2 separate regions of the Homo sapiens genome follow, and region 2 is linked to region 1. A link is an interaction called in ENCODE POLR2A ChIA-PET data of the cell type or tissue named here. Cell type or tissue: GM12878. All regions are shown on one strand. Each heading gives the region's core, and the rest is flanking DNA. Links, peaks and the distances in the headings are about the cores only. Region 1 holds the start of LOC105369724 (a long non-coding RNA gene). Region 2 has its middle 40 kb from the start of H3-5.

The links. Peaks named below come from ENCODE experiments on the same cell type or tissue, not always from the same donor. Only the 100,000 strongest peaks of a DNase experiment are listed, where the experiment ranks them.
Region 2: POLR2A ChIA-PET joins it to region 1 with 11 read pairs; 4 of 35 experiments call an interaction of 5 or more read pairs at or near these places.

Annotation. Positions count from the first base shown.
Region 1 is chr12:31,749,658-31,765,185 of GRCh38, forward strand. It overlaps LOC105369724 (a long non-coding RNA gene), which reads right to left and starts at 7,444. Exons shown (of 4, transcript XR_931501.3): 1 at 7,215-7,444; 2 at 3,491-3,679; 3 at 1,591-1,696. It also overlaps the pseudogene IFITM3P2. RefSeq lists enhancers at 1-162, 1-319, 7,318-7,612. In GM12878, for the core only: a CTCF peak has its summit at 7,467; no DNase peak of the experiment used is centred there.
Region 2 is chr12:31,824,789-31,840,316 of GRCh38, forward strand. No RefSeq gene overlaps it. Among named protein-coding and RNA genes, the nearest start is that of H3-5, 40 kb to the left of the region's middle. In GM12878, for the core only: no CTCF peak of the experiment used is centred there; DNase peaks (open chromatin) are centred at 8,303, 10,511 and 10,714; H3K27ac peaks cover 1,707 bases.

The DNA.
Region 1 (15,528 bases), core at 3,956-11,955:
TGCATGACTTAAAGATCATTGTTTCTTTTTCTTTTTTTTTTTTTTTTTGAGACAGAGTCTTGGTCTGTCGCCGAGGCTGGAGTGCAGTGGCACAACCTGGGCTCACTGCAACCTCCGCCTCCTGGGTTCAAGCGATTCTCCTGCTTCAGCCTCCCGAGTAGCTGGGATCACAGGCATGTGCCACCACGCCTGGCTAATTTTTTGTATTTTTAGTAGAGGCGGGGTTTCACCGTGTTGGCCAGGCAGTGGCTCAATGCCTATAATCCCAGCACTTTGGGAGGCAGAGGCTGGCAGATCACCTGAGGTCAGGAGTTCGAGACCAGCCTGGCCAACATGGTGAAACCCCGCCTCTACTAAAAATACAAAAAATTAGCCGGGCGTGGTGGCACACGCCTGCAATCCCAGCTACTCGGGAGGCTGAGGCAGGAGAATTGCTTGAACCCGGGAGGCAGAGGCTGTAGTGAGCTGAGATCGCACCACCGTACTCCAGCCTGGGCGACAGAGCAAGACTTCATCACAAAAAAAAAAAAAAGGACTATGTTACGTAATCATGCCTGGTAGATGAAAATGTCAAAGGGAAAGAAAGTAAGTGTAACAAACATCTATTAGCTGTGCCTCTATTTTAACAAAATTTAGGCCTCTCTAAATTACAAAGTAAGTGGAATGGTTGAGTGTGGGAGGGCATTAGGGGTGCAGATTTTAGAAGTATTTTATTAGATTTAGGGTTTGGGATTAGATTAGATGAGGGGTAATAAATGATTGCTAGGGAGAATGACTGGATCAGGGAACAGAAATTAACTTGTAGGTAGTTCTCTTTGGAATTTAAATGATCCTTGGAGAGAGTCAGTCATTATCTTGAAAAAGGGTCTGTTTAGGTGTGGTTACATTTTCGGTCTTACAGATGTTACCAAAACACCCAAGATTCAGTCTAGGTCCTGTTGCTCCCCTCACAGAAAGCCAATCATTAAGACAATGAGTATTGCCAGGGAAGAAGGCTGTAATCCAGTGCTGCAGCAGAGGAGATGGGAGATCAGTCCCAAATCCAACTCCCTGACTGTCTAAAATTTGGGATTTGTATAGCAGGGAAGAAATGTAACTATGTGTGGAAAAACGGGAATTTTAGGGAGGGGTAAGGAAGAGAAAGGGGTCAACAGGAAGCAGGCAGTCATGATTGGTGAGGCGTCTGGCTCCCTTTGTCCAGATGTGATGATCTGGTAAGTTTCAGCTCCTTGATACTGTCTGGGAGGACTGATGGTTTCTTTTCTGAGAAAGCAACTCAGATAAGACAGATGTAATTTTCTCAAGTTTTAAGACCAGGAGGATAAATTTCTATGTTTATTAAAAAGAACCATAAACATCACCTCTACAGGACAATTGGGCAGGTTTCCCAGGGAAGGGAAGAAAACTATTGTTCTCCTTGGTGGGTCTGGAGCTTAGGCAGGTAAAGGAACTTGAGCCTCTTTGGAAGAGCTGGTGAGGGGTGGGTAGATCAGAGAGACCTTGAGTCTTCTTAGTTCAGGATGTAAACATGCCATATTTTGGGGAATTGGTTTCTAAGCCTCAACATTACAGACAGGAATGAAAACCGACCTTGTCTGGAGGAGAACTTTCCAAGTTTGGTACAGAGGACTCCCACAGATTATGATGAAGCCATCAACTCACAAACTGGATTACCAAACACACAAGAAGGCAATCACTGTGAGAGTCAGCAGAAACAACTGATTTAGATTTCTCAAATATTTCTAGTATTAGAATTATAATTACATATATACGACATAAAACAGCTGTGTATGAAGTGTTTAAAGAAGTATATAATTTAAAAAGTGAGCCTTCAACTAGAAACAGGAATGAACAGAAACATTTTGGAAACAATCCAAAAAGAACCAGGAATTAAAAATATAATGGGGTGACTCACATCTGTAATCCCAGCACTTTGTGAGGCTAAGGCGTGTGGATCCTTTGAGATCAGGAGTTTGAGACCAGCCCAGTCAACATGGCAAAACCCCGTCACTACAAAAATACAAAAATTAGCCAGGCATGATGGCACATGCCTGTAATCCCACCACTTTGGGAGGCCGAAGGGTGGATCATTTGCGGTCTGGAATTCAAGACAAGCCTGGCCAACATGATGAAACCCCATCCCTACTAAAAAGACAAAAATTAGTCAGGTGTGGCAGTGTGCGCCTTATAATCCCAGCTGCTTGGGAGGCTGAGGCAGGAGGTTGCAGTGAGCCGAGATCGCACCACTGCACTCCAGCCTGGCCACAGAGCGAGACTTCGTCTCAAAACAAAAAAAAAAAAAAAAAAAAAAAAAATGAGGTCGGGGATGGGGAAGTGGTGGTAGGAACTCAGTGGAGGGATGAACTAGCAGATTAGATAACTCAAGTGAGAATTTGTGAACCAGAAAATATATCTAAATAACTGATCCAGAATGCACAGGGAGAAACAAGGAAATGGAAAATATGAAAAAAAGGTTAAAAGATATGTAAGATAGGATGAGAATGAGACAGGATAGTTCATAGTTCAAGGTCAAGTCTTGACCTTGACCCCCTTTGTGGGCAGGAACTGGAGTGGCTTGTTTCACTCAGCCTGCAGTCCGTGGATGGCTAAGTGTTAACAGCCCAGGCTGACAGCCTTCTGCACCTGCCCTTCTTGACACCCGAATTCTTATTCAGAGTCCAGGAAGAATCAGGTCACATAAACTTTTTGAAGGGTAGTGTATATGGAAGATTTTACTGTGTGATAAAAGTGGCTCTCAGCAGGATGGGGAATTGGAAAGGGGATGGTATGGGAAGAAACTGCTCTTTCTCTGAAGCCGTGTCTATCTGTAGTTTCCGATGCTCAGCTGCATGTATTCCTGATGCTCAGCAGCTTGTATCCCCGACCACTTGCATCAGCTGCTGAGGTTGCTCTTTTTCTTCCTTTTGTTCTGCTAGCTGGTCTGGTATTTATAGGCATATGACAGGGGGTGGAGCGGGCCAAAAAAGCAATCATTTGGGTGGAAAAAATGGGGTCAGCTGTTTCACTTAGGACTGAGGTTCCAGGCTTGAGGGTGAAGTTTAGCCTGGAGCCCAGCAGTTCTGCATCAAGAAGATTTAACATACACTTAGTTTCAATTAGAAAGATAGTGAGAAAAGAGTAGAGGCAATGTGTAAAGAGATAATGGCTGTGAATTTCCCAGAACTGGTGAGAAGCATATACCCACAGATCTTGAAAGCAAAGAAAAAAAAAATAAGGAAACAGGGAAACAAATTTAAAATATAATTTTTAAAAAATTGCAGAGAAAAAGGAAACGAGTCTAAAAATGTAAAATGGCATATTACTAAAAAAGATTCCAAGTAGTCAAGAGCAATCTATGTCCTGATAAAATTATTAGATTTCAAAAAGAATTATTTAAAAGCCAGAGAATAAATCACTTATAATGAGAAAAACAGGCTGATTTCAGATTTCTCCACAGCATTTGTTCTTAGAAGACATTATGTATACATACCAATAAAATCCTCCAGCAAAGAGATGTGACCCAGGAATTTTGTATGCAGTCAAACTGTTGCTTAAATATAAAGGTAGGTGGTGTGGTGCCTCACGTCTCTAATTCTAGCACTTTGGGAGGCTGAGGCAGGAGGATTCCTTGATCCCAGGAGTTCAAGACCAGCCTGGGCAACATGGTGACACCTTGTCCCTAATAAAAATAAAATTAAAAAAAAATTTAGCCAGGCATGATGATGCATGCCTACAGTTCCAGCTACCTGGGAGGCTGAGGTGGGAGGATCGCTTGAGTGCAGGAGATTGAGGCTGTGGTGAGCCATGGTTGCACCACCACACTCCAGCCTAGGTGACACAGTGAGACCCTGTCTCAAAACAAGACAAAACAAACACACACACATATATATATTTGTTTATATACATACATATGTATGTATGTATATAAAGCCAAAGAGTTTTGAAAACACAACATCTTAAGGGTATTGTTTGTATTAACTCACATGAAGAATCCACCAATGGACAAATGTTGTCAAACCAGAGATGACTAGAAAGCACTGGGTAGATAGCATAAGCGCTGCTGGTAAATTGGCTTAAAACTAAAATAAATGTGGGATTGTTGTTATTAAACAGAACAAATATACACATTAAGAAACATAATATAATTAACAAAAATTGAGAAGTTGTAGAGAGAAAAAGGAGGTGGAAGGAAGAAGAAAGCTACTAATTTAATTATTAGCAATTATCAGAATAGGGCATTGATAATAGTGGTTAAAGAAAGAAGATCAGGGCCGGGCACAGTGGCTCATGACTGTAATCCCAGAACTTTGGGAGGCCGAGGCAGGTAGATCACAAGGTCAGGAGATGGAGACCATCACGGCCAACATGGTAAACCCCGTCTCTACCAAATACAAAAATTAGCTGGGCCTGGTGGTGTGGCACACACCTGTAATCCCAGCTACTCAGGAGCGTGAGGCAGGAGAATCGCTTGAACCTGGGAGGAGGAGGTTGCAGTGAGCCAAGATCGCGACACTGCCCTCCAGCCTGGGTGACAGAGCGAGACTCCATCTCAAAGAAAAAAAAAAAAGAAAGAAGATCAGACATTTGACAAAATACAAACATGCATAATTATCAGAAGAAATGGACATACAACAAAAACATCTCACATACGAAAACATCTCACATACGAAAATATTTTTAACTTTGAAACCATGAATTATAACATGAAATAACATGATATAGTCATGACCAAACATGTCTTTCATATCAAAAATTTTAAACAATTGTAATAATTGTAAATGAGTTTAATTCATCTAGTAAAAGGGGAAAAAGTCAGATAGAACCACAAATAAAAAATAATTCAATACCATAAAAACAAAGACAAACCTAAAACTAATAGATTCAGAAGGACAGAAAATGAAGAGAAAAAAAGATAAATGGGCAAACCTGTACTAGGCTAATGCAAACGAAAGTAATTGTTATCTTAATTTCAAATATGGAGAAAACAAAACTACTGGGGAAAGGGAGGGTCCACTGAGAACCATCCCAGTAACTCAACCACGGCTGGTCTTCGCTGGACACCATGAACCACACTGTCCAAACCTTCTTCTCTCCTGTCAACAGCGGCCAGCCCCCCAACTATGAGATGCTCAAGGAGGAGCACAAGGTGGCTGTGCTGGGGGTGCCCCACAACCCTGCTCCCCCAACGTCCACCGTGATCCACATCCGCAGCAAGACCTCCGTGCCCCACCATGTCGTCTGGTCCCTGTTCAACACCCTCTTCATGAACCCCTGCTGCCTGGGCTTCATAGCATTTGCCTACTCCGTGAAGTCTAGGGACAGGAAGATGGTTGGCAACGTGACTGGGGCCCAGGCCTATGCCTCCACCACCAAGTGCCTGAACATCTGGGCCCTGATTTTGGGCATCCTCATGACCATTCTGCTCATCATCATCCCAGTATTAATCTTCCAAGCCCATAGATAGATCAGGAGACATCACTGAGGCCAGGAGATCTACCCATGACCTGTATCCTTTGTACTCCACCTTCCATTCCTCGCCCTGCTCCCGGAGCCAAGTCCTGTATCAGCCCTTTATCCTCACACACTTTTTTACGACGGCATTCAATAAAGTGTACGTGTTTCTGGTAAAATAAATAAATAAATAAATTCAAATATGACTGAGTTTGGGGGAATAAGTGCTAAATAAGACACAGACACTTTATATGCTAAAGGTTGAAATTCACAAAAATAACAGTTATGAATATCTATTTACAAATAACATGGCATTGATATAAGCATAGCCCTTAAAGCAAAAGTTAAGGTGTTGGAGGCCATGGGCTGTTGACCCCCTAAAGGTTTGCTAAAAAATCACCGACATGAAGCAGATTGACGAATAGAAGAAAAAGCGTACAAATTTATTTAACATGTATACACAGGAGCCTTCAGAATGCGGACCCAATTTCCCAATAAGTAACAGAAGCTTATATACCACCTTGAAATTGCAGAAACAATGCGGACTCAGAGTATGTCCAAAAACAGGATTTAGTGGCAAGGCAGGTTATGGGAGGAAGAAAGGAAGGAAGAGGCTTTGCTAGCAATGGTGGCCTTGTTGTACAGAGAAGCCTCCCTCAGAGGGAATACATGGTAAAAGTTTATTTCCACACCTTTAAAGGTGCCAGACTGCCAGTCTCTCCTGGATCGGGAAAGGAATAGAAAAGAGAGGCAGGGCTGCATTAGTGGAGATTCTCTACAGATGCAAATTTTCCCCACAAAGGACAGCTTTGCTAGGCCACTTCCGTTTTCTGACCAAGGGGCAGCCATTTCAAAATATGTCAAAGAAATATATTTGGGGCTAAAATATTTTAATTTCCTTCAAGGTCTACAACAGAAAAGTAGAGAGAAATACATTAATGGTGGGATACTTTAACTCTTCTCAAAAGTATGCAGAAAGCCAAACAAGGGTATAGTGAATTTATAATTAGTAAGGTAGATATATGTCAAATTCTGTGCTTCTGAAAACAGAAAATACATATTTTTATATTTCCAATAAAAAAACCTTCAATAAATTTCAAAAAGATAAAACAGTACAGCTGGGCACACTAGCTCAAGCCTGTAATCCCAGCACTTTGGGAGGCCAAGGCAGGTGGATTGCCTGAGGTCAGGAGTTTGAGACTAGCCTGGCCAACATGGTGAAACCCCGTCTCTACTAAGAATACAAAAATTAGCCAGGCAAAGTAGAAGGCACCTGTAATCCCAGCTACTCCGGAGGCGAAGGCAGGAGAATTGTTTGAACCTGGGAGGTGGAGGTTGCAGGGAGCCGAGATAGCACCACTGCACTCCAGTCTGGGTGACAGAGAGAGACTCTGTCTCAAAAAGAGAGAAAAAAAAAAAAAAAGGATAAAACAGTACAGACAACTTTATCTAGTACCAAGGCAATAAAACTAGAAGACAATAATATAAGGAGGAAACCAAAGCCCCTACGTATTTGGAAATAAAATATCTTGGTTTTAAATAGCTCTCGGGCCCAAGAGGAAAATCCAAATGAAATTGCAGACCATCTAAAAAGTAATGATAACAAAAATATTGCACATCAGACTCTATATGATACTGCTGAAGCAGTGTTCAAACATTGTATTTTAAATATCTTTATTACAAGTTATGAACAATGAAATAAATTTCTGAAATTCTTTTCTACACTTATCTTAAAGAATATTATATAGAATTACTATAATCACCTGTTGACTCCTTCCAGCCCACTGCACAGACAAAAATCGATTTACTGAGACCTCAGCATTGCAGTAGAGAAAAATTTGACACAAGGCCAGGCACACAGAAGATGGTGTTACTCCTCAAGTCAGTTTCCTTGAAGGCTCAGAGATTAGGGTTTTTAATGGACAATTTGGTGGGCAGGGAGCTAGGGAATGGGTACTGCTGAGTGATCAGGGAGGAAATCACAGGGGTGTGGAAAATAGTCCTTGTGCACTTAGTCCACTTCTGGTGGAGCCACAGGACCAGCTGAGTCATGAGTCACGAGTCCAGGTGGAGTCAGTCTGAGAAAATCTCAAAAAAAAAAAAAAAAAAAAATCTCAGGTTTTACAGTAGTGGTGTTATCTATAGGAGCAATTGGAGAAGTCACAAATCCTGTGACCTCTGGCCACAGGACTCCTGAGCAATAAGAGATTGTAGAAACTATGCCTACATTTTAGCAGAACTCAGGCCCCTCCCATAACCCTAATCTTATGGCCTTTCATTAGTTTTAAAAAGGCAGTTTCAGCCCCTGAACAGGGAGGGAATTCATTTTAGGGAAGGATTATTATAATCTTTGCTTCAAAGCCAAACTATATATTTTTATTTTTGAGACAGAGTCTCACTCTGTTGCCCCTGAGCTGGAGTGTAGTGGGGCAATCTTGGCTCACTGCAACCTCTGCCTCCTGAGTTAAAGCGATTCTCCTGCCTCAGCCTCCCAAGTAGCTGGGATTACAGGCACCCACCACTGTACCCGGCTCATTTTTTGTATTTTTTGTAGAGATGGGGTTTCACCATGTTGGCCAGGCTGGTCTTGAACTCCTGACCTCAGGTGATTTCCCCGCCTTGGCCTCCCAAAGTGCTGGGATTACAGGCATGAACCACCGCACCTGGCCCGAAGTTAAACTATTGACAACTACATTCCTCCCAGAGTTAGCTTGGTCTGTGCCCAGGTATGACCAAGAACAGCTTGGAGGTAAGAAGCAGGATGGAGTCAATTACATCAGATTTCTTTTACTGTCATAATTTTGCAGGGGCAGCTTCATTACAAATGCAGAACTTAGTAATAAAAGTCATATTGTTGGCTGGGCGCAGTGGCTTATGCCTGTAATCCCAGCACTTTGGGAGGCCAAGGCGGCTGGATCACGAGGTCAGGAGTTCGAGACCATCCTGGCTAACATGGTGAAACCCCGTCTCTACTAAATGTACAAAAAATTAGCCGGGCGTGATGGCGGGTGCCTGTAGTCCCAGCTACTTGGGAGGCTGAGGCAGGAGAATGGTGTGAACCCGGGAGACGGAGCTTGCAGTGAGCCGAGATTGCACCACTGCACTCCAGCCTGGGCGACAGAGCGAGACTCCGTCTCAAAAAAAAAAAAAGTCATATTGTTAGATATGAATTCTAAACTTGTTTTCAAAGAATATGTCAGTATGTTCAATTATTTACCTTCTACTTTTAAACTTCCTCATAAAGCAACCTTTTTCAATTACCTGCTCCACCCTGACTCATTTTGATCACCTGCTCCAACCTGACTCATTTCAATCACCTGCTCCAACCTGACTCATTTCAATCACCTGCTCCACCCTGACGCGTTCTGATTACCTGCTCCACCCTGATTCATTCCCATTACCTGCTCCACCTTGACTCATTCCCATGACCTGCTCCACCCTGACTCATTCCCATTACCTGCTCTGTCATAACCATTTTTCCCGCCAAACCACTCACCCCATCACTCTCTTTAAATTGGCCAATCGGAATTAGTTTAGCCTGGGCGGTCTAACCCTAGCCAATAGGGGAATGACACAGCAGCAGGGGCCACCTGAATCAGGGATAAGAACCCCCTCCCCTTCCTTGTCCAAGTGTGTGCTCACCATTGCTCCATCTGTAAGGGCGCACCCTTCTATAGAAGTACCTTGCCTTGCTGAGAATTAAAAAGAAAATTTTATATTCGAGTGCTATTTCTTTTGCGGCACTGAAACTTTATATATAACAATATTAATAAACAAAGCAAGGCCGGGCGCAGTGACTCACGCCTGTAATCCCAGCACTTTGGGAGGCCGAGGTGGGTGGATCACGAGGTCAGGAGATCGAGACCATCCTGGCTAACATGGTGAAACGCCGTCTCTACTAAAAAAATACAAAAAAATTAGCCGGGCGTGGTGACGGGCGCCTGTAGTCCCAGCTACTCGGGAGCTGAGGCAGAAGAATGGCGTGAACCCGGGAGGCGGAGCTTGCAGTGAGCCGAGATCACGCCACTGCACTCCAGCCTGGGCGACAGAGCGAGACTCTATCTCAAAAAAAAAAAAAAAAAAAAAAGAAACAAAGCAAAAAATTTGACTGGGCATGGTGGCACACGCCTGTAATTCCAGCATTTGGGGAAGCCGAGGCGGGTAAATTGCTTGAGCCCAGGAGTTTGAGAGCAACCTGGGCAACATGGCGAAACCCTGTCTCTACAAAAAAATTAGCCTGGCGTGGTGGCAAGCGCAGGTAGAACCAGCTACTGGGAAGGCTAAGGTGGAAGAATCACGTGAGCCTGGGAAGTTGAGGCTGCAGTGAGCCATGATTGCACCACTACACTCCAGCTTAGGTGACAGAGCAAGACTCTGTCTCAAAAAAAAAAAAAAAAAAAGGAAGAAACAAAACAAAAAATGTAAAAATAAATACTTTAATAATATGCCATAATGACATGTATACTGATCCGGATTTGTATCTAGGGATTGTACTGTGGGAGTCCAAAAACCTGCTGCATGTGTAAAATAGTTATACTATTTAATAAGCAAAAGTCACTAGCAGCAAAATTATCCAAAAATCAGTGGAGTTCTAGGAATAAAGTATCTCTTGTGGTGCCAAAGCAAAAATGCAAGTCTAGACCTCAGCAAGGCAAGACTTTATCAAAGGAGGCTATGACAATAGGAAGACACTCAAAGCCTAAGCTAGAAACCTCTCAGGGAAGGGGTGTGTGAGCAGAAACTGTGGCAAAGGCAGCTGTGGAAAGAGAAAAGAGAAAAGGGTGTATTCAGTTTGCTAGGGGAAGTCTTGAACTTAATGAACTGTGTCAAAAAAGAAAAGGAAGGACAAGGCAGCACAGTTTAGTTGGTGGATAGGTATATGGAGTGGGGTTTGGGTCTGAGAGAGAGCAAACAAGTTACAATGCAGAAAGTTTGCATAAAGCTGAGGGCCTAGCTGTCCTTGTCAAAGCAGACTGAAGTTACATGAAGCACTAAGTTTAACCATCCCTGTTACTGGCTATCTGTGCACACTTAAATGATTTTGGCTTTTAAGCAGATATAAATTGCATATATTCCAAGTCATGTTGACACAAACGTATCTTAGAATCTGGCTCTACAAATATTCAAAGTAGGTCACATCCACAGGTGAACAAATCGTAAGGCAGCTGGAAAACTTCACTGTATTAGTTAATAAGAGAATAGGCCAGGTGCAGTGGCTCACTCCTATAATCCCAGCACTTTGGGAGGCCAAGGTGGGTAAATCACTTGAGGTCAGGAGCTCAAGATCAGCCTGGCCAACATGGTGAAATCTTGTCTCTACTAAAAAAGTAGGTGAGGACCGGGCACGGTGGCTTATGCCTGTAATCCCAGCACTTTGGGAGGCTGAGGTGGGTGGATCACGCAGTAAGGAGATGGAGACCATCCTGGCTAACATGCTGAAACCCCGCCTCTACTAAAAATACAAAAATTAGCCAGGCATGGTGGCACATGCCTCTAATCCCAGCTACTCAGGAGGCTGAGGCAGGAGAATCGCTTGAACGCGGGAGGCAGAGCTTGCAGTGAGCCGAGATCGTGCCACTGCACTCCAGCCTGGGCGACAGAGGAGACTCTGTCTCAAAAAAACAAACAAACAAACAAACAAAAAACAGCTGGACATGGTGGCAGGCACCTGTAATCCCCGTTACTCACAAGTCTGAGGCAGGAAAATCACTTGAACCCAGGAGACGGAGATTGCAGTGAGCCAAGATCGTGCCACTGCACTCCAGAGCGAGACTCCATCAAGAAAGAAAGAAGATGAAGGAAGGAAGGAAGGAAGGAAGGAAGGAAGGAAGGGAAAGAAAGAAAGAAGGAAAGCATCAAAATGAATGAAGTTAAAGATCAGCCAAACAAAGCTAAGAAAGCAAAGAAATTGAAAAAATAAAAATAGAAACTACTTAATTAGAAAAAAAGTAGAATTAAATATATAATCCAAGAGCTGGTTACTTGAAAAATAAAAAAGATAGGCTTTTAGCTAAGTTAACTAGGAAAAACAGCTAAAATATACTTGATGCAATAATTTGGAAATTCTAGATAAAATGGATTATTTTTAAAGAAAGTATGACTTGCCAAAACTGATCTTAAAAAAAAAAACAGAAAATCTAAATAAGCAAATAATTACCATAAAAGAAGTATAAAGAGCTATTCCACAAAAGGAGTACCAGGTCTAGATATTTTCATAGGTGGTTATATTCCACCTTTAAGGAAACAATTCCAAAGCTATGTGAGCTTTTCTAACACATAAAAAAAAGAAAGAAACCATCTAAAATACTTCTATGAAGCAAGAATAGTTTGACACTAACTCTAACAAGGTGTGTAGAAAAAAACCTGAGCACTAATCTCATTTATATGTATTGATGAAATAATACTAGGTACTAGGAAAAAGAATCCTGTAATACCTTACAAGAATGAAAGGACAAAAATGGGGATTATTTCAGAAATACAAGGATAATAAATTATTAGGAAATCTATTTTATAAAGAGACCCAAGGACAATCAACTCAACAGACTTTGAAAAATAATTTGATTAAAAGCTTTTGGGAGGCCAAGGTGGGCAGATCATGAGATCAGGAGATTGAGACCATCCTGGCTAACACAGTGAAACCCTGTCTCTACTGAAAATACAAAAAATTAGCCAGGCGTGGTGGCAGGCACCTGTAGTCCCAGCTACTCTGGAGGCTGAGGCAGGAGAATGACGTGAACCTGGAAGGTGGAGGTTGCAGTGAGCTGAGATCACACCACTGCACTCCAGCCTGAGCGACAGAGTGAGATTCCATCTCAAAAAAAAAAAACAAAAAAAAAACCTTTTAACATTTATTTATTTATTTATTTATTTATTTATTTAGACAGAGTCTCGCTTTTTCACCCAGGCTAGAGTGCAGTGGTGCGATCTCAGCTCAGCTCACTGCAACCTCAGCCTCTTGGGTTCAAGTGATTCTCCTGCCTCAGTGTCCCAAGTAGCTGGGATTATAGGCATGCATCACCATGCCTTGCTAATTTTTGTATTTTTAATGGAGATGGGGTTTCACCATGTTGGCCAGGCTGGTCTCGAACTCCTGACCTCAAGTGATCCATCTGCCTCGGCCTCCCAAAATGCTGGGATTATAGATGTGAACCACAGTGCCTGGCCCATCTACTTTTCAATCAAAAATGATCATAAAAGAATAAGAATATAAGTTGACAGCAAGAATGAGGAAATAAAAAATTTTTTTAATTAAATTTGAAAAATAAAAAAAAAGAATAGAAGACATTTCCTTAATATGAATCTATTTTAACCTCAAGACAGCTTATGTTCAAAGGAAAATATTAGAAGTACTCCCATTAACAAAAGATTTTAAATAATGATGACTACTATTATCAGTAATATTTTTCTATCTAATGTGTTTATCTTTATATTTGGGGGAAAATTAGAAGTTAAAAGTTATTGGAAACAAGACAACAATGCCTGCTGTCATCACTTGCATTCAAAATTGAACTGGAAGTTCTAGCCAAGGCAATTAGGCAAGAAAATAAAATAAAAGGCATCTAGGTTGGAAAAGAGGAGGGACAACTATCTTTTTTTGCAGATGAGATAAAAATCCCTAAACAATTCACAAAAAATCCATTAGGGCTAATAAACAAGCTCAGAATGGTGCAACAATGCAAGATCAATATACAAAAATCAGTTGTATTTCTATAAAGTAACAATGAACAATCCAAAAATAAAATTAAGAAAATAATTCCATTTATAATACCATCAAATATAATAAAATACTTTGCAACAAATTTAACAAAAGAAGTGGATGACTCAGCCAGGCAAGGTGGCTCACACCTGTAATCCCAGCACTTTGGGAGGCCGAGGCAGGCAGATCATGAGGTCAGGAGTTCGAGACCAGCCTGGCCAACATAGTGAAACCTCATCTCTACTAAAAATACAAAAAAATTAGCTGGGTGTGGTGGCGGGCACCTGTAATCCCAGCTACTCGGGAGGCTGAGGCAGGAGAATTGCTTGAACCCGGGAGGTGGAGGTTGCAGTGAGCTGAGATCGTGCCATTGCCCTCCAGCCCAGGCAACAGTGTGAGACTCCGTCTCAAAAAAAAAAAAAAAAAGAAACAAACAAACAAAAGAAATGGATGACTCATACTGAAAAAGAGATCATTGAAAGAGATGACTCAGGAGGCTGAGGCAGGAGGATCAGGAGTTTGAGTTTGTAGTTAGCTATGATCGCGCCACTGTACTCCAGCCTGGGTGACAGAGCAAGATCCTACTGAAAACCAAAAAGAGAAGCAAGAAAAAGAGAAAAAGAAAGAAGACTAGTTGAAACAACATCTGTTTTCATGGATTGGAATATCTAATATTGTTAAGATATCAGTACTTCTTAAATTAATCTGCAGACTCAACACAATCCCTGTCAAAATTCCAACAGCATTTTTAATTTTTTCAGAAATGTAAAAGCTGATCCTCAAATACATATAGAACTGCAAGGGGCCCTGAATAACCAAAACAATCTTGAAAAAGTTAAAAATTGAAAGACTCACACCTCCCCATTTCAAAACTTTGCTTAAAGCTATAATATCAAGACTGTAGTATGGGCATAAGAATAGACATGTAGTTGAGGACAATGAATTGAGAGTCCAGAAATAAACCCAGACTCTTGCATCAATTGATTTTCAACAAGGCTGCCAAGACAGTTCAATGGAGGAAAGAATAATCTTTCAACAAATGGTTCTGAACAACTAGATATCTACATACAAAATAATGAATTTGGCACCTGAGTACCATACACTATATACAAAAATTAACTCAAAATGGATCAGGACCTAAACATAAGAGCTAAAATTATAAACTCTTAGAAGAAAACATAGATGTAAATCCCTGTGACCTTGGATTAGGTAATGTTTTTTTAGTTATGGCACCAAAAACACAAACTATAAAAGAAAAAAATAGAAAAATTGATCTACTCCAAAATTAAACACTTTAGTGCTACAAAGGACATTATCCAGAAACTGAAAAGACAACCTATAGAAAAGGATAAAATATTTGCAAGTCATTCTAGTAAAGAACTTGAATTGGCCGGGCATGGTGGCTCACGCCTGTAATCCCAGCACTTTGGGAGGCCGAGGCAGGTGGATCACAAGGTCAGGAGATAGAGACAAGCCTGGCTAACACCGTGAAACCCCGTCTCTATTATGAATACAAAAAATTAGCCGGGCGTGGTGGCGCATGCCTGTAGTCCCAGCTACTCGGGAGGCTGAGGCAGGAGAATGGCGTGAACCCGGGAGGCGGAGCTTGCAGTGAGCCAAGATCGTGCCACTGCACTCCAGCCTGGGGGACAGAGTAAGACTCCGTCTCAAAAAAAAAGAACTTGTATCTAGAATATATAAAAAACTCTAACAATTCAGCAATAAAAGACAACCCAACTAAAAAATTGACAAAGGATTTTTTTTTTTTTTTTGAGATGAAGTCTTGCTCTGTCCCCCAAGCTGGAGTACAGTGGCGCAATCTCCACTCACTGCAACCTCCGTCTCCTAGGTTCAAGTGATTCTCCTGCCTCAGCCTCCAGAGTAGCTGGAATTACAGGCGCCCGCCACCACGCCCAGCTAATTTATTTTTTATTTTTTATTTTTAGTAGAGACGGGGTTTCCCCACATTGGCCAGGCTGGTCTTGAACTCCTGACCTCAAGTGATCTGCCTGCCTCGGCCTCCTAAAGTGCAAGGATTACAGGCATGAGCCATCCACAGGCCAAGACAAAGGATTTGAATAGGCATTTCTTCAAAGAAGACAACAAATGACCAATAAGCATATGAAAAGATGCTCAATGCTGCTAATCATTAGGGAATTACAAATCAAAACTAGGAGATACTAAGTCATACCCACTATGATGGCTACTCTAATTTTTTTAACTTTTAATTTTTTTTTTTTGAGATGGAGTCTCACTCTGTAGCCCAGGCTGGAGTGCAGTGGTGTGATCCCATCTCAGCTCACTGCAACCTCCGCCTCCCGGGTTCAAGCAATTCTCATGCCTCAGCCTCCTGAATAGCTGGAACTACAGGCATGTGCCAC
Region 2 (15,528 bases), core at 3,440-11,439, 75 kb after region 1:
GAGGCGGGGTTTCACTGTGTTAGCCAGGATGGTCTCGATCTCCTGACCTCATGATCTGCCCACCTCTGCCTCCCAAAGTGCTGGGATTACAGGCGTGAGCCACCGCGCCCAGCTTTTTTTCTAGTTCTGTGAAGAATGATGATGGTATTTTGATGGAAATTGCATTGAATCTGCAGATTGCTTTTGGCAGTATGTTCATTTTCGCAATATTGATTCTACTGATCCATGAGCATGGGATATGTTTCCATTTGTTTGTGTCATCTATTATTTCTTTCAGCATGTTTTGTTTATGTTATTTCTTTCAGCATGTTATTTCTTTCAGCATATTCCTTGCAGAGGCCTTTCACCTGCTTTGGTAAGTATATTCTTAAGTATTTTGTGGCTTTTTTGGTTTTGTTTTGTTTTGTTTTGCTTTTGTTGTTTTGTTTTGTTTTTTCCAGCAATGTTGCAAAAGAGATTGAGTTCTTGATTTGATTCTCAGCTTGGTTGCTGTTGGTGTATAGCAGTGCTACGGATTTGCGTACAGTGATTTTGTATTCTGAAACTTTACTGAACAGGGACAGTTTGACTTCCACTTTATTGATTTGGATGCCCTTTGTTTCTTTTTCTTGTCTGATTGCTCTGGCTAGGACTTCCAGTACTATGTTGAATAGAAGTAATAAAAGTGGGCATCCTTGTCTTGTTCCAGTTCTCAGAGAGAATGCTTTCAACTTTTCCCCAATCAGTATAATGCTGGCTGTGGTGGACTCTTCCTTTCACAAAAGATTTCTCTAGGATGTTATGCTGTTTGATAGCATTTTACTCATAGTAGAACTTCTTTCAAAATTGTAATAAATCCTTTTAAAGGTGCTTTATCAACTAAATTTATGGAATATTCTAAATCCTTCATTATCATTTCAACAATATCCACAGCATCTTCACCAGGAATATATTCCCTCTCAAGAAACCACTTTCTTTGCTCATCCATAAAAAGCAACTCTTCATCCATTAAAGCTTTTTTTAGCATGTGATTGAAGCAATTCAGTCACATCTTTAGGCCCCACTTATAATTCCAGTTCTCTTGCTATTTCCACTACATCTTCAGTTACTTCTTCTACTGAACTCTTGAACTCTTCAAAGTCATCCATGAAGATTAAAATCAATTTCTTCCAAACTCCAGTTCATGTTCATATTTTGACCTACTTACATGAATCAAATGGCACCTAAAATGGTGAATCCTTTCCAAAAGGTTTTCAATCCACTTTGCCCAGATTCATCAGAGGAATCACTATCTGTAGCAGCCATCGTCTTACAAAATGTATCTCTTAGATAAGAAGGCTTGAAAGTCAGAATTGCCCCTTAATTCATGGGCTGCTAAGTGGATATGTTAGGATGCATGAAAACAACATTAACCTTCTTGTACATCTCCATCAGAGCTCTTGGGTGACCAGGAACATTGTCCATGAGTAGTAATATTTTGAAAGGAAGGTTTTTTTTTGGAGCAGTAGGTCTCAACAGTGGGATTAAAATATTCGGTCAATTGGCCAGGTGTGGTGGTTCATGCCTGTAATCCCAGCACTTAGGAGGCTGAGGCAGGTGGATTTGTTGAGCTCAGGAGTTCAAGACCAGCCTGGGCAACATGGCAAAACCCTGACTCTACCAAAAATATAAAAAAATTAGCCAGGCATGGTGGTATGCACCTGTAGTCCCAGCTACTCAGGTGGCTGAGGTGGGAGGCTCACTTGAGCCCAGTAGGTAGAGGTTGCAGTAAGCCAAGATCAGACCACTGCACTACAGCCTGAATGACAGAGGGAAACCCTGTCTCAAAAAATAATAATAATAATAGTAATTCAGTAAATCATGCTGTAAACAGATGTGCTGTCATTCAGACTTTTTTGTTACAATTATAGAGCAATAGAGTAGATTTAGCATAATTCTTTTTTTTTTTTTTTTCTGAGATGTAGTGTCACTCTACTGCCAAGGCTGGAGTGCAGTGCCACAATCTCAGCTCACTGCATCCTCTGCCTCCTGGGTTCAAGCAGTTCCCCTGCTTCAGCCTCCCTAGTAGCTAGGATTATGGGTGTGCACCACCACACCCGGCTAATTTTTATATTTTTAGCAGAGACAGGGTCTCACCATGTTGGCCAGGCTGGTCTCAAACTCCTGACCTCAAGTGATCTGCCTGCCACAGCCTTCCGAAGTGCTGAGATTATAGGCGTGAGCCACCGCGACTGGCCCAACTTAGCATAATTCTTACGAGCCCTAGGATTTTCAGAATGGTCAGTGAGCACTGGCTCCAACTTAAAGTCATTGGTTGCATTAGTCCCTAACAAGAGTCAGCCTGGGCCAGGCACAGTGGCTCACACCTGTAGATAGTGTGGAGTTATGCAGACGACTTTACAGATAAGTTACTCAACAACTAAAGAGATGAGAGGAGTTTCCTATAAAAACTTTTAAAAAATCAGGCCGGGCATGGTGCCTCACGCCTGTAATCCCAGCACTTTGGGAGGCCGAGGTGGGTGGATCACCTGAGGTCAGGAGTTTGAGACCAGCTTGACCAACAAGGTGAAACCCCATCTCTACTAAAAATACAAAAGTTAGCCGGGCATGGTGGCAGGCACCTGTAGTCCCAGCTACTCGGGAGGCTGGGACAGAAGAATTGCTTGAACCTGGGAGGTGGAGGTTGCAGTGAGCCAAGATCATGCCACTGCATTCCAGCCTGGGTGACAGAACAAGACTCCATCTCCAAAACAAACAAACAAACAAAAAACACACAAAAAAACTTCTGGCCGGGTGCGGTGGTTCATGCCTGTAATCCCAGCACTTTGGGAGGCCAAGGTGGGTGGATCACCTGAGGTCAGGAGTTTGAGGCCAGCCTGGCCAACAAAGTGAAACCCTATCTCTACTAAAAAATACAAAAATTAGCCAGGTGTGGTGGCAGGTGCCTGTAATCCCGCTACTTGGGAGGCTGAGGCAGGAGAATTGCTTGAATCCGGGAGGTGGAGGTTGCAGTGAGCCAAGATCGCACCATTGCACTCTAGCCTGGGGGACGAGAGCAAGACTTCATCTCAAAAAACAAACAAACAAACAAACAAACAAACAAACCAAAAACCTTTTAAATTAAACTGTAAAAACGGCAGCCCACTTGGGCTCCCCTCTCCACTATAGATAGCTTTCTTCTTTCATTTATTAAACTTTCACTCCAACCTCACGCTTTGCATCCACATTCCTTAATTTGCATGGTCATAAGACAAAGAACTCCTGGTGATACTACACAACAAGAGACTACTACATTATGGTATATTGATGAGACTGTAGCAGTATTTAGAGAGATCCAACATATATTTCAAGTCTTTTTTCATCTGAAGTCACACAGGATGTATTTTCTCTCTAGAAATGAACATATGTGAAATGTCTCTGCTCAGGGAAGCCCATTCAGGTTTCAGAGTCTAAGGCTTTTATCAGGGACCAATCACAAAGACATATCCTGTTATGCGATTAGCCATAGCAACCAAAACTCAGGATCACAACAATGAGACCAGGGGTACATCATCAATCTCAATGTTTGTGCAAAGCAAATTAGCAAGCCAGCATGGCATGGTACATTGCTCCAAGTGTACACAACAAAATCATCAATTAGTGACATAAAGAACATCCTAAGAACATTTCCGAGGGTTTGCCAAGGGTCAATCATGATTCCAGGCTCCCTTGGAGGTGTAAGGACTGAGCAACTAGACCTACTTGCTATGTAGATTTATCTCAGAAATGGCCTCTTAAAGAGAATTCTCATCATTCTAGTACCTCATTTGTCAACAGGATTTATACACTAAAATTCAATCTTCCTAAAGAATTGAGAACAAATTTAATAAGGAGTAAACTCAGATTGCAAAGATAATTGTAAAGAAGTTAATGGAGGAAGTCCTAGCCAGAGCAATCAGACAAGAGAAAGAAATAAAGGGTACCCAAATTGGAAAAGAGGGAGTCAGACTGTTACTATTCACTCATTATATGATTGTATACCTAGAAAACCCTAAAGACTCATCCAAAAAGCTCCTAGATCTGATAAATGAATTCAGTAAAGTTTCAGGCTACAAAATCCATGTACACAAATCAGTACCACAGCTATACACCAACAGCGACCAAACTGAGAATCAAATCAAGAACTCAATCCCTTTTACAACAGCTGCAAAAAATATATACATAAAATAAAATACTTAGGAATATACTTAACCAAGGAGGTGAAAGACCTCTGCAAGGAAAACTACACAACACTGCTGAAAGAAATCATAGGCTGGGTGTGGTGGCTCACACCTGTAATCCTAGCACTTTGGGAGGCCAAGGCAGATGGATCACCTGAGGTCAGGAGTTCAAGTCAAGCCTGGCCAACATCACGAAACCCCGTCTCTACTAAAAATACAAAAAGTAGCTGGGCATGGTGGCACATGCCAATAATCCCAGCTACTCGGGAGGCTGAGGTAGGAGAATTGCTTGAACCCGGGAGGTGGAGGTTGCAGTGAGCCAAGATTGTGCCACTGCAGTCCAGCCAGGGAGACAGAGTGAGACTCTGTCTCAAAAACAAACAAACAAACAAACAAACAAAAAAGAATCATAGATGACAGAAACAAATAGAAACACATCCTATGCTCATGGATCAGTAGAATCAATATTGCAAAAATGAACTTACTGCCAAAAGCAATCTACAGATTCAATGCAATTCCCATCAAAATACTGCCATCATTCTTCACAGAACTAGAAAAAAAGATCCTAAAATTCATATGGAACCAAAAAAGAGCCCGCATAGCCAAAGCAATACAACATAAAAAGAATAAATCTGGAGGCATCACATTACCCAACTTCAAGCTATGTGCCAAGCCTGTGGTTACCAAAACAGCATGGTACTGGTATGAAGATAGGAACATAGGACCAATGGAACAGAATAGAGAACCCAGACATAAAGCCAAATACTAACAGCCAATTGATCTTTGACAAAGCAAACAAAAACATAAAGTGGGGAAAGGACACCCTATTCAACCAATGGTGCTGATATAATTGGCAAGCCACATGTAGAAGAATGAAACTGGATCCTCATCTCTCTCCTTACACAAAAATCAACTCAAGATGGATTAAAGACTTAAATCTGGCTGGTGCGGTGGCTCACACCTGTAATCCCAGCACTTTGGGAGGCCGAGGCAGGGGGATAGCCTGAAGTCAGGAGTTTGAGACCAGCCTGGCCAATATGGTGAAACCCCGTCTCTACTAAAAATACAAAAATTAGTTGGGCGTGGTGGCAGGTGCCTGTAATCCCAGCTACTGGGGAAGCTGAGGCAGGAGAATCGCTTGAACCCGGGAGGCAGAGGTTGCAGTGAGCCAAGATCACGCCACTGCACTCCAGCCTTCGGACAGAGTGAGACTGTCAAAAACAAAAACAAAAACAAACAAAAAAAAACCACTTAAATCTAAGACCTGAAAGCACAAAAATGCTAGAAGAGGCCAGGCACAGTGGCTCATGCTTGTAATCCCAGCACTTTGGGAGGCTGAGGCGGGTGGATCACGAGGTCAAGATTTCAAGACTAGCCTGGCCAAGATGGTGCAATCCTGTCTCTGCTAAAAATACAAAAATTAGCCGGTCCCAGTGGCAGGTGTTTGTAATGCCAGCTACTCAGGAGGCTGAGGCAGGAGAATCACTTGAACTCAGGGGGCAGAGGTTGTAGTGAGCCGAGATCGTGCCACTGCACTCAAGCCTGGGCAACAGAGTTAGACTCTGTTTCAAAAAAAAAAAAAAAGTGCTAGAAGATACCATCAGGAAAACTCTTCTAGACATTGGTTTAGGCAAAGAGTTCATGACCAAGAACCCAAAAGCAAATGCAACAAAAACAAAAATAAATAGATGAAGCCTAATTAAACAAAAAAGCTCTGCACAGCAAAAGAAAGAATTAACAAAGTAAATAGACAACCCACAGAGTGGGAGAAAATATTCACAAACTATGCATCCCACAAAGGACTAGTATTGAGAATCTACAAGTAACTCAAATAAATCAGCAAGAAAAAACCAAATAACCCCATCCAAAAGAGGGAAAAAGACATGAATAGACAATTCTCAAAAGAAATATACAAATGGCCAACAAACATATGAAAAAATGCTCAACATCACTAATTATCAGGGAAATGCAAATTAAAACCACAATAAGATACCAGCTTATTCCTGCAAGAATGCCCATAATTAAAAATCAAAAACTAATAGATGCTGGCATGGATGTGGTGAAAAGGGAACACTTCTACACTGCTGACGGGAGTGTAAAGTAGTACAACCACTATGGAAAACAGTATGGCGATTCCTTAACGAATTAAAAGTAGAACTACCATTCCATCTAGCAATCCCACTACTGGGTATCTACCCAAAGGAAAAGAAGTCATTATATGAAAAAGACACCTGCATGTGCATGGTTACAGCAGCACAATTCACAATTGCAAAGATATGGAACCAACCTAAGTGCCCATCAACCAACGACTGGATAAAGAAAATGTGGTATATATGCACCTTGGAATACTACTCAACCATAAAAAGGAATGAAATAATGGCATTTGCAGCAACTGGATGGAGTGGGAGGCCCTAAGTGAAGTAACTTAGGAATGGAAAACCAAATATTGTGTGTTCTCACTTACAAATGGGAGCTAAGCTATGAAGAAGCAAAAGTACGAGAATGATAAAATGGACATTGGACTTTAGGGACTCAGGGGAAAAGGTGGGAGGGGACTGAGGGATGAAAGACTACACATTGGGCACAGTGTACACTGCTCAGGTGATAGTTGCACTGATATCTCAGAAATCACCATTAAAGAACTTATCCATGTAACCAAAAACCACCTGTTCCCCCAAAAGCTATTGAAATAAAAGAAAAAAAGAAGAAGTGGCTGGGCATGGTGGCTCATGCCTATAATCCTAGCACTTTGGGAGGCCAAGGCAGGCAGATCACTTAAGGCCAAGAGTCTGAGACCAGCCCAGCCAACATGGGGAAACCCGTCTCTACTAAAAAAAAAAAAAAAAATTAGCAGGGTATGGTGGCGCATGCCTGTAATCCCAGCTAGTTGGGAGGCTGAGGCACGAGAATCGCTTAATCCTGGGAGGCAGAGGTTGCAGTGAGCCAATAACTTGCTGCTGCACTCTTACCTGGGCAACAGAGTGAGATTCTGTCTCAAAAAAAAAAGAAGTGAATGGCATCAATCGTGAAAGGTATCACATAAATATGAAAGGTTACACAACTCTTTTAACCTATTTGCCTAGAAAAGAGTGGTAAGTAGGGCTTATTGAGTTGTTTTATTTTATTTTACTTTTTATTATTCATTTGTGTATTAATTTATTCTTTGGTGACAGAGTCTCATTCTGTTGCCAAGGCTGCAGTGCAGTGACATGATCTGGCCTCCTAGGATCAAACAATTCTTATGCCTCAGCTTCCCAAGTAGCTGGGATTACAGGCGTGTGCCACCACGCTCGGCTAATTCTTTTTGTATTTTTAATAGAGATAGGGTTTCACCATGTCGACCAAACTGGTCTGAAACCCCTGACGTCAAGTGATCCGCCCATCTCTGCCTCCCAAAGTGCTGGGATTATAGGCATCAGCCACCACGTTCAGCTAATTTTTACATTTTTAGTAGAGAGGGGGTTTCACCGTGTTGGTCAGGCTTGTCTCGAATTCCTGGCCTCAAGTGATCCGCTGGCCTCAGCCTCCCGAAGTGCTGGGATTACAGGCATAATTTACCGTGCTCAGCCATTGTCATTTATTTTGAATTTGGGAGAAGATATCACACCCATTTCTATGTTCTGGAGCAGGAAGTCTATCTTCTGGAGCAGCATTGCAGTCTAAATCACTCCTTAGTTCAGCTACATCCGAGTTCTTATCCCAGGACCAAGAAGAATAAGGAACACAGACACCACAGAGTAAGTAGAGTAGGATTTATTAAGCAAAAGGAAAGCTCTCAGCAAAGAGAGGTGCCCTGAAAGCAAGTTTTCAGAAATGGGGCTGAGTTCTGGGTCTTTTATGTGGAAGAGGAAGGAAGGAAGTCTTCTGTGGGTTCTGCCCAAAATGGGAGGGGTAAAGTTCCCTCCTAAGGGTGTTGCATCTGCACATGCCTGGGATTGGCCAGAGTGACTCCATCTTGGTTGTTACCCACGAGTGCCTAAGTGAAACCCACCAAGGGGCTAAAACCACAAAAATGTCATGTTAATGACACTATGATGAGCTGGGCCAAGGACACTTAGGTTGATTTATTCCGCCTGTGCCTAAGTTAGGACAGTCCCTTCTGAGCAACATCCTGGCATAAGGGGAAGTTCTTAACCACATTTCTTCCCATTAGCTGCAGAGGCGGTGTAGGTACGGTCCTGCTAGCGTTCTTGTGAACACTGCCCTTCTCCAGAGACCCTCCCTCTCTATCTGCCTAACCAGCCTCTAACTGCCTTCTCTCTCAGCAGGAAGTCTATCTTCTATCTTGGGATGACTTGAAAGATAACCCAATAGGAGCCCAGAACCTAGGCATCCAAGAATAAGAGAAACGAACATGTGTCAGATGGAGAAAACAGAAACTATGGACATCAAAAGGCTAAATTAGGGCCAGATATCAAGGTCACACTGGTGCTTTTAGGAAAGTGAAGTGTAAACAGCTGAGAGTAGAACTACAATGTAGATGAGGAAGCAAAAATGCTTAGTATAGGGAAAGCGCAGAGGCAGAAAGGAAAATAGAACCCACAAGAATTGTATTTTTTCTTCTTCCTTCTTCTTTCCTATTTCTCAATAAATACTTACAGAATACCTATAAGGCTTCATTAAGTATGTAAGCACTAAGAATATTTAATATGTGTCATGAAGAGTGATCTTCAAGTAAACATGACTCACATGCATCTGGTGATCTTCCTAACCTGTGTAAAACCCTTCCATTTGTTGAATTTGGCACCAAAGGCTCTTAAAGGCCATTTGTTGGGAATGTGTGGATAATAGGCTGACTTACATCTGTACTGGAAAAACTCTATCTTTGCCTTTGGAGAATTATGGACGTTTGGTTTTTTACCTTTAGCGGATAGAAGGGCAGCAAGATTTGTCATGTGCTGTTTAAAATCTGAATCTGGGCCAAGCGCAGTCACTCACACCTGTAATCGCAGCACTTTGGGAGGCCGAGGCAGGTAGATCACCTGCCAGGCCTCTGTCCAGGTCAGGAATTTGAGACCAGCCTGGCCAACATGGTGAAACCCTGTCTCCACTAAAAATACAAAACCTAGCCAGGCGTTGTGGTGCACGCTTGTAATCCTAGTTACTCGGGAGGCTGAGGCAGGAGAATCGCTTGAATCCAGGAGGCGAAGGTTGCAGTGAGCTGAGATGGCACCACTGCACTCCGGCCTGGGTGATAGAGTGAGACACCATCTCAAAAAAAATAAATAAATAAAATAAATAAAAATAAAAACTGAATCTGGGAAACCCCAGGGTCAATTTCTTTACTGATGGTTTTAACAAGTTAGATCACCTGACTTGATTATGTGGCCAAAGGGACAGAAAACCCAGCTGGAAACTTCTGCTTTACCGCTGTGCGTGCGCGCACATGTGTGTGTGTGTGTGTGTGTGTGTGTGTGTTTTCTCTTTTCCCCCTACACTACACAGAAGTAAGTTAGCCTCTCCTGAAGCCAAGTTTCCTTGCACTTGATAGGTCAATCTGGTGATGAAGTCGCATCCCACCATAACGACCCTGGGGAATTTGTGTTTATTGTTGTTTTAAGCTACTATGTTATTGGCTAATTTATTTTTTTTATTTTTATTTATTTATTTATTTATTTGAGACAGAGTCTCTCTCTGTCACCAAGCCAGAGTTTAGTGGTGCAATCTCAGCTCACTGCAATATCCACCTCCCGGGTTCAAACGATTCTCCTGCCTCAGCCTCCCAAGTAGTTGGGATTACAGGCGCATGCCCAGCTAATTTTTGTATTTTTAGTAGAGATAGAGTTTTATCATGTTGACCAGGATGGTCTTGATCTCCTGACCTCGTGATCTGCCCACCTCGGCCTCTCAAAGTGCTGGGATTACAGGTGGGAGCCACTGTGCCTGGCTGTTCTGGGCTAATTTTCTATGCAGCAATAGATAGATAGCTAATTAATCAAGGTATGAATCTGGGTATCTGGATGAAATAAGGCTGAATAGTACCTTTATTTTGTGTTTCAGAGAGTTTGTACAGCCCCTCACCCCTGCACCCTACACAACATAAAAGTTTTGGGATGGGTGAGAAGTCTGCCTTATTTTGTATGCTAGGAGAAGGGGGACTGGAATACTAGCAGACCATAGACACATTCCCAGGTAGGTCAATTTTACGGAGTGCAAATGGAAGCTGAGACTCAGAAATTGGTCCTTTCAAGCTGTTCCTGCCCATGTACATCATAGAAATTCTTCAAGTTCCCCCAAGGGTACACATCGCAATTTGACCACCATTGGAGAGGAGGTGCTATGCCATTTTGGGAAATGCTTTAAACAGGAAACAGTGCATGTGATTAAATAAACCCTATTCAGAAAGGTTCCAGTAGATTCAGTTTCTGCTTCTTAGGCTACACTCAACACGGAAAGCCATCAGAAACTAGGGTCAAGGCTCAGGCAGGTCTCCTTGGGACAATAGAACACATCATGCATTGGCCCTGCCTCCTGCCTTTGAAGTTTCTCTTCCCTGAGAGGTGGAAGACGGGTGTCAGATTGCATGGTTCGTTTTAGAGAACGTTATTTTTTCTAGAATAACTTCCTGGTAGTGTGTAGATTGTGTGACAGAGAACTTCTAATTGTTTCTCTCTTCCTCATACACATTTACCAAACACAGAACATCTTGTCCTTCACACATTTCACATGGCAATTCTGGATACATTTAGTCAACATAGGACATTTCAAGACATGATTCTACAATGGCTATTTCACCAGTGCATAATCACATTTTTTTAATCTTCTTTTTTTTTTTTTTTTTTTTTGAGACTGAGTCTCGCTCTGTTGCCCAGGCTGGAGTACAGTCACTCCATCTCTGCTCACTGCAACCTCTGCCTCCCAGATTCAAGTGATTCTCATGCCTCAGCCTCCTGAGTAGCTGGGATTACAGGCATGCACCACCATATCCAGCTAATTTTTGTATTTTTAGTAGAGAGAGGGTTTCACCATGTTGGCCAGGCTGGTCTCCAACTCCTGACCTCAGGTGATCTGCCCACCTCAGCCTCCGAAGGTGCTAATAGCTGACTTTTTATTTATTTTTTGAGATGGAATCTCACTCTGTCACCAGTGCAGTGGTGCAATCTTGGCTCACTGCAACCTCTGCCTCCCAGGTTCAAATGATTCTCCTGCCTCAGCCTCCCGAGTAGCTGGGACTACAGGCGCCCGCCAGCACGCCCAGCTAATTTTTTGTACTTTTAGTAGAGACGGGGTTTCACGATGTTGGCCAGGATGGTCTGGATCTCTTGACCTCGTGATCCGCCTGCCTTGGCCTCCCAAATTGCTGGGATTACAGGCGTGAGCCACTGCGCCTGGCCAATAGCTGACTCTTAATAAAGGACGAAGATAGCACTCCTTCTCAGCTGTCTGCAGTTCTTTATATATTGGTTAACTCTCATGGCTTCAATTACCACCTGTGCATCTATAACAAGATGCCAAAAGTGGCTGCTTCTGTTGAATCAAAATCAAGGACTAACGTCAAAAGCCGAGGCAAAGAAGAACCAAGAAAGATATGTTTTAAAGAGAGCCACCCATCACTGGAGCTAGATTCTACCCCTGGGTTTACTAACGAACAGCAGAATGAGCCTTATTCATGGCAGCTTTCACCCTATCCTCAACTCCCGTCTATAGAAAAGAGGCTGGGGAGAAGTGGAGCAGACAGAGGAAATGAGAGTTGCCCTTGGCCATGTGGTATTTCTTTCCTTCACAAAACTAAGTGAGGGTGGCCAGACGCGGTGGCTCACACCTGTAATCCCAGCTCTTTGAGAGACCAAGGTGGGCAGATCATTTCAGGCCAGGAGTTCAAGACCAGCCTGGCCAAGATGATGAAACCCCGTCTCTACTAAAAATACAAAAAAATTAGCTGGGCATAGTGGCACATACCTGTAATCTCAGCTACTCGGGAGGCTGAGGCAGAATTGCTTGAACCCAGGAGACGGAGCTTGCAGTGAGTCGAGATCTCACCACTGCAGTCCATCCAGCCTGGACTACACAGCAAGACTCCGTCTCAAAGGAAAAAAAAAAACCAAAAAACAAAAAACTAAGTGAGGGAGAAGCCTCCAGTAGAAACGCTGAGAGAGACTGGGGGTGCCTGCAACAAGTAGACAGGCATTTCTTTTTTTTTTTTGGAGACAGAGTCTCACTCTGTTGTCCAGGCTGGAATGCAGTGGCGCGACCTTGGCTCACTGCAAGCTCCACCTCCCGGGTTCACGCCATTCTCCTGCCTCAGCCTCCCGAGTAGCTGGGACTACAGGCACCCGCCACCACGCCTGGCTAATTTTTTTTTTTTTTTTTGTATTTTTAGTAGAGACGGGGTTTCACTGTGTTAGCCAGGATGGTCTCAATCTCCTGACCTTGTGGTCCACCCGCCTTGGCCTCCCAAAGTGCTGGGATTACAGGCGTGAGCCACCACGCCTGGCTGCATTTCTTTTCTTTTTTTTTTTTTTTTGAGACAGAGTCTTGCTCTTTCACACAGGCTGGAGTGCAGGTGCAGTGGCACGATCTCGGTTCACAGCAACCTGCAGCCTCCGCCTCCCGCGTTCAAGTGATTCTTCTGCCTCTGCCTCAGCCTCCTGAGTGGCTGGGATTACAAGCGCCCGCCACCACGCCCAGCTAATTTTTTGTATTTTTAGTACAGACGGGGTTTCATCATGTTGGCCAGGCTGGTCTCGAACTCCTGAGCTCAAGTGATCCACCCCCCACCCCTCAGCCTCCCAAAGTGCTGGGATTACAGGCGTGAGCTGCCACGCCCGGCCAGACAGGCATTTCTTGCCTCAACTGAACCTTGGCTTCGAGATGGCAGCACAAGAGAGAGGGCAACCTTGGAGTAGTTGCTGCTGCTTGCTGGTTGGGTGGCAGGGATACACATGTTTTCTTGGACCTTAGCTGGCCCCAAGACATAGTTGGTCAGGTAAGGGAACTCCAGCAGTAAGAGTCAGAGGCTAGGCAGGGTGTGGGTGGGGTGGAATGGGAGTCAAGAAAATGAAAGCCAGATTTCACCTCAGTGTGGTAGAGGAAATAATGAAGTTGACTCTATCCCCGCCTCCTGACCGCCACCTCTTTTGGTTCCTCAAGCTGTAGCTCTAAGCAAGGAATGAAGGATAGTGTCTTAGTCCATTCAGGCTGCTATAACAAAACATCATAAACAGGGTAGCTTGTAAACAACAGAAATTTGTTCCTCACAATTCTCCAGAAAAGTTGAAGATCAAGGCACCAGCAGATTCTGTCTGGTGAGGGCCCACTCCCTGGTCCACGAACCCTCATGTGGCAGAAAAGGCCAGGGTCTCTCTGAGGCCTCTTTCATAAGGGCACAAATCCCATCCATGAGTGCCCCACCATCATAACCTAATCACCTTCCAAAGCTCTCACCTCCTAACACCATCACCCTGGCAGTTAGGATTTCAACATACGAATTTTGGAGGGACGTCAACATTCAGGTCATAGCAGATAGGGAAGTTTTGAATTAGGTATGTGATTGTGGTTTTCAGCTGGACTGAACTCAGTTTTCACACTGAAAGTGAGGAATCTAAATGGAAAATCATGATATCTGTCCAGCATGTTGTTAAAGTATAGGAAAAGGGGATTTAGTATAATATGGTTGAAAGCACTGATTTGAGGAAAAATAATTTTTTCATATATACTCCCCACTGAGTTGAGACTCATAAAATGGTTACTGGTTGAGGACACCAACGTTTTCTAGCTACAGATTCTCAGTGGCCTCCTGGGCATCTCCATTGGGATACCAGGTCAGGCTCTGTACAGAAGAGCAGAGATAGCAGTCATTGGTGTGCGCCCAGGAGCCAGGCTGACTGGGTGATTTCTCAGCTCTACACTTAGCTAGCTCTAGAACCCTTGGCAGGTTGTTTAACTTCTTTTTGCTTCGGTTTTTTCATTTGTGAAATTAGGATAATAATAGTTCTTTATGATATCATTGTAAGGGATAAATGATTTAAGTTGTTGGAGCATAGCAAATGATGGACCAGGGATTTAAACCCAGTTTTATGTGACTCTAGAGTCTGTGCTGTCAATCACTGGATATACCCATTGTTAAAACTGATTATAGGCCAGGTGGAGTGGCTCATGTCTGTAATCCCAGCATGTTGGGAGACTGATGCAGAAGGATTGTTTGAGCCCAGGAGTTCAAGACCAGCCTGGATAACATAGTGGGACTTGGTCTCCACAAAAAGAAAAGAAAAAAAAGTTAGCCAGGCATGGTGGCATGCACCTGTAGTTCTAGCTAGCTACCTGGGAGGCTGAGGTGGGAGGATCACTTGAGCCCAGGAGGTCAATGCTGCAGTGAGCTGTGATTGTTCCACTGCACTCCAGCCTGGGTAACAGAGCAAGACCCTGTCTCAAAAAATAAATAAAATAGATTATATGTTAAAAGCATATTTTGTGTGTGTATATACATATATACACATATATATAATATGAAAATATATTATTAAAATTATTTCCAATTAATTTTATGTTTCTTTTTCCTTATTTATTGTATTTTATTATTATTTTTGAGACAAGGTCCCAATCTGTCACCCAGGATGGAGTGCAGTGGCACGATCATGGCTCACTGCAGCCTTGACCTCCTGGGCTGAGGTGATCCTCCCACCTTAGCCTCCCAAGTAGCTGGGACTACAGGTGCACACCATCACACCTGGCTAATTTTTTTTCTTTCATTTTCTTTGCCTTTGTTTGTTTGTTTGTTTTGTAGAGGTCCCAGTATATTGCCTAGGCTCATCTTGAAGCCCTGGACTCAAGCGATCTTTCCACCACAGCCTCCCAAAGTACTGGGATTAGAAGCATGAGCCACTGTGCCTAGCCTTTTCACTTTTTTTTTTTAAAGAAAATGTGGCTATTAGAAAATTCAAAATTACAAATGTAGTTCACATTCTATTTCTGCTGGACAGTGCAGCTTTGGGCTTTGTCATCCCTTGAAGTGTTCTAAAATGGTAAACATCTCACCTCCAAATTTTTTTTTTTTTTTTTTAGATGGAGTCTCACCCTGTTGTCCAGGCTGGAGTGCAATGGCATGATCTCGGCTCACTGCAACCTCTGCCTCCAGGGTTCAAACGATTTTCCTGCCTCAGCCTCCCAAGTAGCTGTGATTACAGGTGCCCACCACACCCAGCTAATTTTTTTGTGTTTTTTGTAGAGGTGGGGGTTTCACCATGTTGTCCAGGCTGGTCTCGAACTCCTGACCTTGTGATCTGCCCGTCTCGGCCTCCCAAAGTGTCAGGATTACAGGCATGGGCCATCGCACCCGGCCAAACTTCCAAAATCTTTTTTTTTTTTTTTGAGATTGCAGTGGCGCAATCTCGGCTCACTGCAAGCTCCGCCT